2 separate regions of the Mus musculus genome follow, and region 1 is linked to region 2. The links are chromatin loops, found by intact Hi-C in ENCODE. Cell type or tissue: heart. All regions are shown on one strand. Each heading gives the region's core, and the rest is flanking DNA. Links, peaks and the distances in the headings are about the cores only.

Region 1 (2,909 bases), core at 177-2,676, 260 kb before region 2:
GCATATAACATAAGTCAATTTGAAGAAAAAAAGTTATCCTAAAGCAGTATAAAACCAGCAAAGCTGTTTTTTTTAGGATTCTGAATTTCCCACAGGTATCATAAAGATAAAGTTGTATGGTCAGAAAACTGAGTTTTCTGTGTCTGTCCTCCTTTCCAGTTCATCCACTCATTACTGTTAGTGCTCGTGTGACGGATGTGTGCCTGACTGTGTTCGCCGTGGTAAATGTGTGGAAGTCAGAGCATGGCTTTTATGAACCAGTACTCTCCGGCCCCTCGTGGTAAGGCAGGCTCTCCTACCTCCGCCATGCTACAGCCTGCAAGCCACGTGGCCTAGGAGATTCCAGATGGTTCTTCTGTCTCCACCTCCGGGCTCGCTGCAGGAGTTACAGTTCTCTACATTTCTTTCAGTTGAGCAGGTGTGGCACAGGCAGGCTGGTTTCTTATTTCTTTTCTGTTCCTTTACTCCACAAAATGATGACTTCTTCCCAAATAACCATCGATTCTCCCTTCATGAGGGATTTAGCGATGCCTAAATGGGCAGGGAACTTGTGCACCCACTCTGCCTATTTATTAATATCAATACCTAAAGTCATAGATAAATGCCAGGGAGAAAGAAAAAAAATCCACCAAGGACAAAATCTAATAGTTCACATTCTCTGCTCCTTGGGCTCCTGCTATCCAAATTCTGTGGCTATTTTAAATTTCCTCCATGTATCAAATCTACAAGTCCTTGTTACAGATTTAGATGGTTATAGAAAGATATTGTAAGTATCTTCTAACATATGAAATATTATAATATGTTTTACGCAACTACTGAATTTATCTCCTTATGTTTTATTAGCAACCGACTTAGAAACTTTCAGTGAGTAGATTTGAAGTCATTGCAATCCTCACAGAGGCACAGGTCTGCCCCGGGGGCTCCCCACACAGTGTCAGCACAAACTATGATTCTGGCCAGGAAGGAAGGCCAAAGCTTTGGAGGAAGGAACCAAGGTCAGATTAGTTGAGAAATCAAGTTTGAATCTGTTAGGTCATTCCAAGTGAGACTCTCCATTAGGATTAGGTAGGGATCATCCAACATCAGGCCAGGCAGGTGAAAGCAGCAAGGGAGCTGAGGAAGTGGGGTGTAGGGAGCTGTGGAAGCGGGGTGTAGGGAGCTGTGGAAGTGGGGCATAGGGAACTGTGGAAGTGGGCTGTAGGGAGCTGTGGAAGTGGGGTGTAGGGAGCTGTGGAAGTGGGGTATAGGGAGCGGTGGAAGTGGGGTGTAGGGAGCTGTGGAAGTGGGGTGTAGGGAGCTGTAGAAGTGGGGTGTAGGGAGATGTGGAAGTGGGGTGTAGGGAGATGTGGAAGTGGGGTGTATAGAACTCTCTCTCTCATCAATCTTTGCTGATACTTTCAGTGAAAGAACTGAGAGAACCTTCAAAAAGGTTCCTTCCAGGGAGCATCCGCCATTAACTTGGATAGAAGACTCCCTCAAACAAAGCCGCACCAGAGACAGGTTCAGCACAGGCCTTTGGTAGGATCGACAGACAGGAAGGTGCAGTTTTCACGTTGGCATGGGCTGGCTCTGGGCTGCCAGTGCCCTGCAGCAAACTCGGACAGCCTGATGGGGCAGCAGAGGGCACTGAAGTCTGTGGAATTACAGAAACCAATGGCCACGCATTTGGGACAATTCTTATGAGGTAACTGAAGGTGAAAATCCTTCAGTTAGGCAGGAAGCAGGAGAATGGGGTGGGAGCCTTTAAGCCCTACTTCAGATTCCTGCATAGAATCTCAATTGGATCACTGCCTCTTCTCAAGGATCGCACCCCACCCAGGAAACATTGGTAATCACAGTTTCCCAGAAGCACAGGGTCAGAAGGGGTGATCAGTGTGAAGGTGCTGTCGGGGTGAAGCTCCAAGGATGCTTACCATTTGAAAGGAGTGTGAAAAACCGTATTTACATATAAATGAAAATGGAAAGTTCTTATAGGTTATGTTTCTGGAAGGTGTGTGTAGCAGGCCTGGTGTCTGGGATCTATTGTTTATTTGTGTTGTAAATCCTTTGAAATGTGTTAAAATGCTTCCCACTCATTATAAAGCTCCTGCCACCCCGGATTACGACTTTGATGTCACCAATCCTCCTTCAAAGGGTTCTTTGCAGGCTATTAATCACAGTTTAGCCTCTGAAGATATCACCAGAGAAAACATTTGGACATCTCTGTGCTAGACTCATGAAAACTTTGAAATCTTGGGCATCTTGCATAAGCACACGTCGCAGCCTTTCCTTTCATTGACAAGTCTGCCTTCTGTTGCACAAAATAGCTCCGGAAGTAAAAATGCAAACAAATATCTTCACACACTGGAGTTGGTGAAGAAAGGGTGGAGGGTAGATCAGGAAGGAAAGAGAGAGCCTGAGAGGCTCCTCAAAGGTAAGCCACAGGAAAGCATGTGCGTGGCCAGCCACAGGAACGTGTGCGCGTGGCCCAGAGCTGGCCCATGTCTGTTCACGCTTGCTTTTTACTAATGGATGCTCACAGAGCTGGTGGGAAGATCTCTTCTCTCACCTTTGATGCTGATGCTGTGCTTTAAGTCCTACATGAGTTGTTCACAGTAAATGATAATAATGTGTCTGATGGTCACTTGTCCACATGGATGGGAGCAGAAGCCTTTCAGATTTCAGATTTTCAAAATCTTAGATTTTGATTTGAGAATATTTGCATCTGCATAATGAGCTGTCTGGGAGATGTAACCAAGTCTAAACACAAGATTTAGGTTCCACATATATGTGTTAAAGTCCCTGGAGGCAATTTCTACCATATGCATATATGTGTATAGTATTAGTATGTATATACACATAAATTTATGATCTAGGTTATATACATATATAGACACATTTATGTGTATATATGTTACACATATACACAC
Region 2 (2,909 bases), core at 173-2,672:
GTAGGTAGAGCATAAAGTATGCTCTACATACTTTATATAATCTTACAACCCTATGTAGCATGTTAATATCACCATTTTACAGGTGAGAAAAATGAGGCGGTGAGGGTAAATAGTTTTCTCCAGCATGGGTTACCTATTTGCATTGTCTGGATTCGCCTCTGTGACATCATGGCTCAACAGCTGTGCTTTCAATCCCCTTTCAGTGACCACCACATCAAGCCTTAAAAGAATGGAAGTCACTGCTGATGTAGCATGTGTCAGGATCTGCTTCTGCTCCCTGGCAGGGAGAGTAACCTCCATGTTCATGAGACAGGACATTGGTGTTTCCATGACTGTATCCCAGCAACTGGAAAATAAAGGGATGGGGTGGGGTGGGGCCCTTGGTAGCGACAGAATGACACGGTTCCTGCCCCTGGGACAAGGCTAGCAGGTATGGGCCTTCACAAGTGTCGATGGCTGCAGCAGATGGGAGGTTTGTTTGTATAATAATGTACATATTTTCACATTCCTCAGAGGAAAGTCCTCCCTGTTAACGTTAATGACTCCTTGATAATTGGAGACAGCTTGAGTCTGGGAGGCAAAGGTGTGGCTGATGCCTCAGCAAAATGGTACCTTCAGGACAGTTTGTCTCTGGGACCTTCAGGGCAACCCCTAAGGGTGTACAAAAGAACTCTAAGAACATGAGTTTAAAAATATGTAATGTCTCAACTATGCAAAAATATAAGGATGTAATATGCACTGTCTAAGGAACTTCACAGATCTATAGGAACAGAGGTAGCTGCTCTATGAGCCAGTTTGTCAGAAAGATACACAGGCAGATACAAATGCAGGCAGATTCCTGAGTTCAAGGTCATCCTGGAACAGTTCGAATTTAGGTCCAGGCTTGGTTGGAATGGTAATTCCAAGGCAGGGTCCTAGTCAAGTAGTAACTGAAGCAGGTAGATCTCTGAATTCTTTTGCAATGAGAAGAAGAAGAAGAAGAAGAAGAAGAAGAAGAAGAAGAAGAAGAAGAGGAGGAGGAGGAGGAGGAGGAGGAAGAGGAGGAGGAGGAGGAGGAGGAGGAGGAGGAGGAGGAAGAAGAAGAAGAAGAAGAAGAAGAAGAAGAAGAAGAAGAAGAAGAAGAAGAAGAAGAAGAAGAAGAAGAAAAGAAGAAAAGTAGTGCTTGCTGTCTCCTAAGAATCAAAGGGCTGGGTAACAGGATGCTTATTCATAAGACAATCAAAGGGGAACCTGGAATAAATAACTGAATTGATATGTAAATAAAAACCCAGACTTTTGGTCTGCATGAGCTAAACTAGCAGAAAGTGATAGCAGTTCTTTTTTAGAATTTTTCCCTAGCAAGATCTGAGCTATCTGAACATCTCTGGACAGTGAAAACAGCTCTTTAGGAATATTTTTCTATAAGAATTTTTCTGATTTTAGTCAGAAAATCCATGGAGAGTGAACACAGCTCTTTTAGAATGCTTTCTAGCATCCAAAGAAGGCTTCTGGAAGAGCAAACAACTTTAAGATTTTTTTTTCTGGCTTTCTGGTTTTGATCAGGAAACTGGAGAATTAGTTTTAGAATTTCTCTAACAGGATTTTTGACTCAGTCAAAAAATCCAAGAATTTTTTTATAGTGTAAGGGTCCATGATTCTCAGAAGAATGACACCCCGAACTCAAATAGTATGTAAATACAGAGTGTTTTATTCTGCAGAACTCTGCCATGCTGGGGTCTCCCATTACCAATCTAGAGAGACAATCAAGTGAGCTCACAGGCCTGAATTAAATAAAGCACATTAGGGAATTCCAGACTTTCATCTTACTCCATCTCTAGGGACATTCCATAACCCGGGCACCGGGGCTGTAAACTGTTGCTGAGCAAGTAGGTCAGAAAGTCTGGAAACTGCTGCTGACCCATTGCTCTTGCCTCAGGCAGGTAGCAGAGCAGCTGCTAAAGCCTGGGCTTGCCCAGTCCAGAATTGCCAATTTGAAGACTGTCATGGAGTCAGCAGAGCCTTCTCAATAGCTGGTTTTCTGACTTTGGTCAGAAGACCCATGAGCCATCCAGAGAGCTTTTAGAAGCAGAGAGAGTTTTAGAAGCAGAAAGCTGTATGTGTCAACCATAGTTTTCAGAATAGCAAGAGAAATCTGTCTAGAGCAGAGCAGGAAAGAGAGCATGTGGAAGAGAGAGAGTAAGAGAGACAGACAGACAGACAGACAGACAGAGAAGAGAGAAGAGCAGAGCAGAGCAGATCTGGAAAGCCACCTCAACAGAACATAAGCCACCAGCTTGGACCCACAATTTGACTTCGAGTCTTTTGTTTTCGCTGCTTCCAGACACCCCTTCCCTCAGGAACCCCTCTCTAGGCCGAGGCTGGTCCTTAACATAGGCATATGTATGTATGTGTGTGTGTGTGTGTGTCTGTGTACATGTGTACTCTCAAATTAATAAATGAAAAGAAAGATAAATGTATTTTTGATATAACACTGGAAAGGCTTTGTATTTATGCATCAACTGATGTTATTTTTCTAATTCTGTACTTTTTAAGACTTATTTTATTGCGTGTGTCTCTGGGTGTGCCAGCCTGTCTGTCTGTTTGTCTGAATGTATATGTATTTGCCTCTGGAGTCCAGGGGGGACATTGAGTCCCCTGGAACTTGAGTTTCGGGTGATTGTGAGCCACCTAATATGAGTGCTGGAAGCCAAACTGAAGTCGTTTGCAAGAGTAGCCAGTGCTCTTAACCACTGAGCCATCTCTCCAACCCCAAGATTCAATATTGTTTGAGAAATTTCTGTCACTTTTAAATTAGCTATGAGATAATTAAGAAAAAATGTTAAATCATTCCTAAATAATTTCTTTATGACTATGCCAATCTGAATTGAGGGCAAGATCTCTTTAACTTTTCAGATATCACAGTGTCACGG

Evidence for each region. Hi-C counts contacts between places; a loop is a spot of excess contacts. Peaks named below come from ENCODE experiments on the same cell type or tissue, not always from the same donor. Only the 100,000 strongest peaks of a DNase experiment are listed, where the experiment ranks them.
Region 1: a loop joins it to region 2, with 2.9 times the contacts of the local background. A loop is called at or near these places in 5 of 42 quality-filtered maps.

What each region holds. Positions count from the first base shown.
Region 1 is chr2:70,277,011-70,279,919 of GRCm38, forward strand. The region is part of intron 23 of Myo3b (myosin IIIB); the gene reads left to right. Among named protein-coding and RNA genes, the nearest start is that of Sp5, 200 kb to the right of the region's middle. In heart, for the core only: a CTCF peak has its summit at 1,615 (motif pointing right); no DNase peak of the experiment used is centred there; H3K27me3 peaks cover 1,710 bases.
Region 2 is chr2:70,541,021-70,543,929 of GRCm38, forward strand. The region is part of intron 1 of Gad1os (glutamate decarboxylase 1, opposite strand); the gene reads right to left. Among named protein-coding and RNA genes, the nearest start is that of Gad1, 20 kb to the right of the region's middle. In heart, for the core only: no CTCF peak of the experiment used is centred there; no DNase peak of the experiment used is centred there; H3K27me3 peaks cover 237 bases.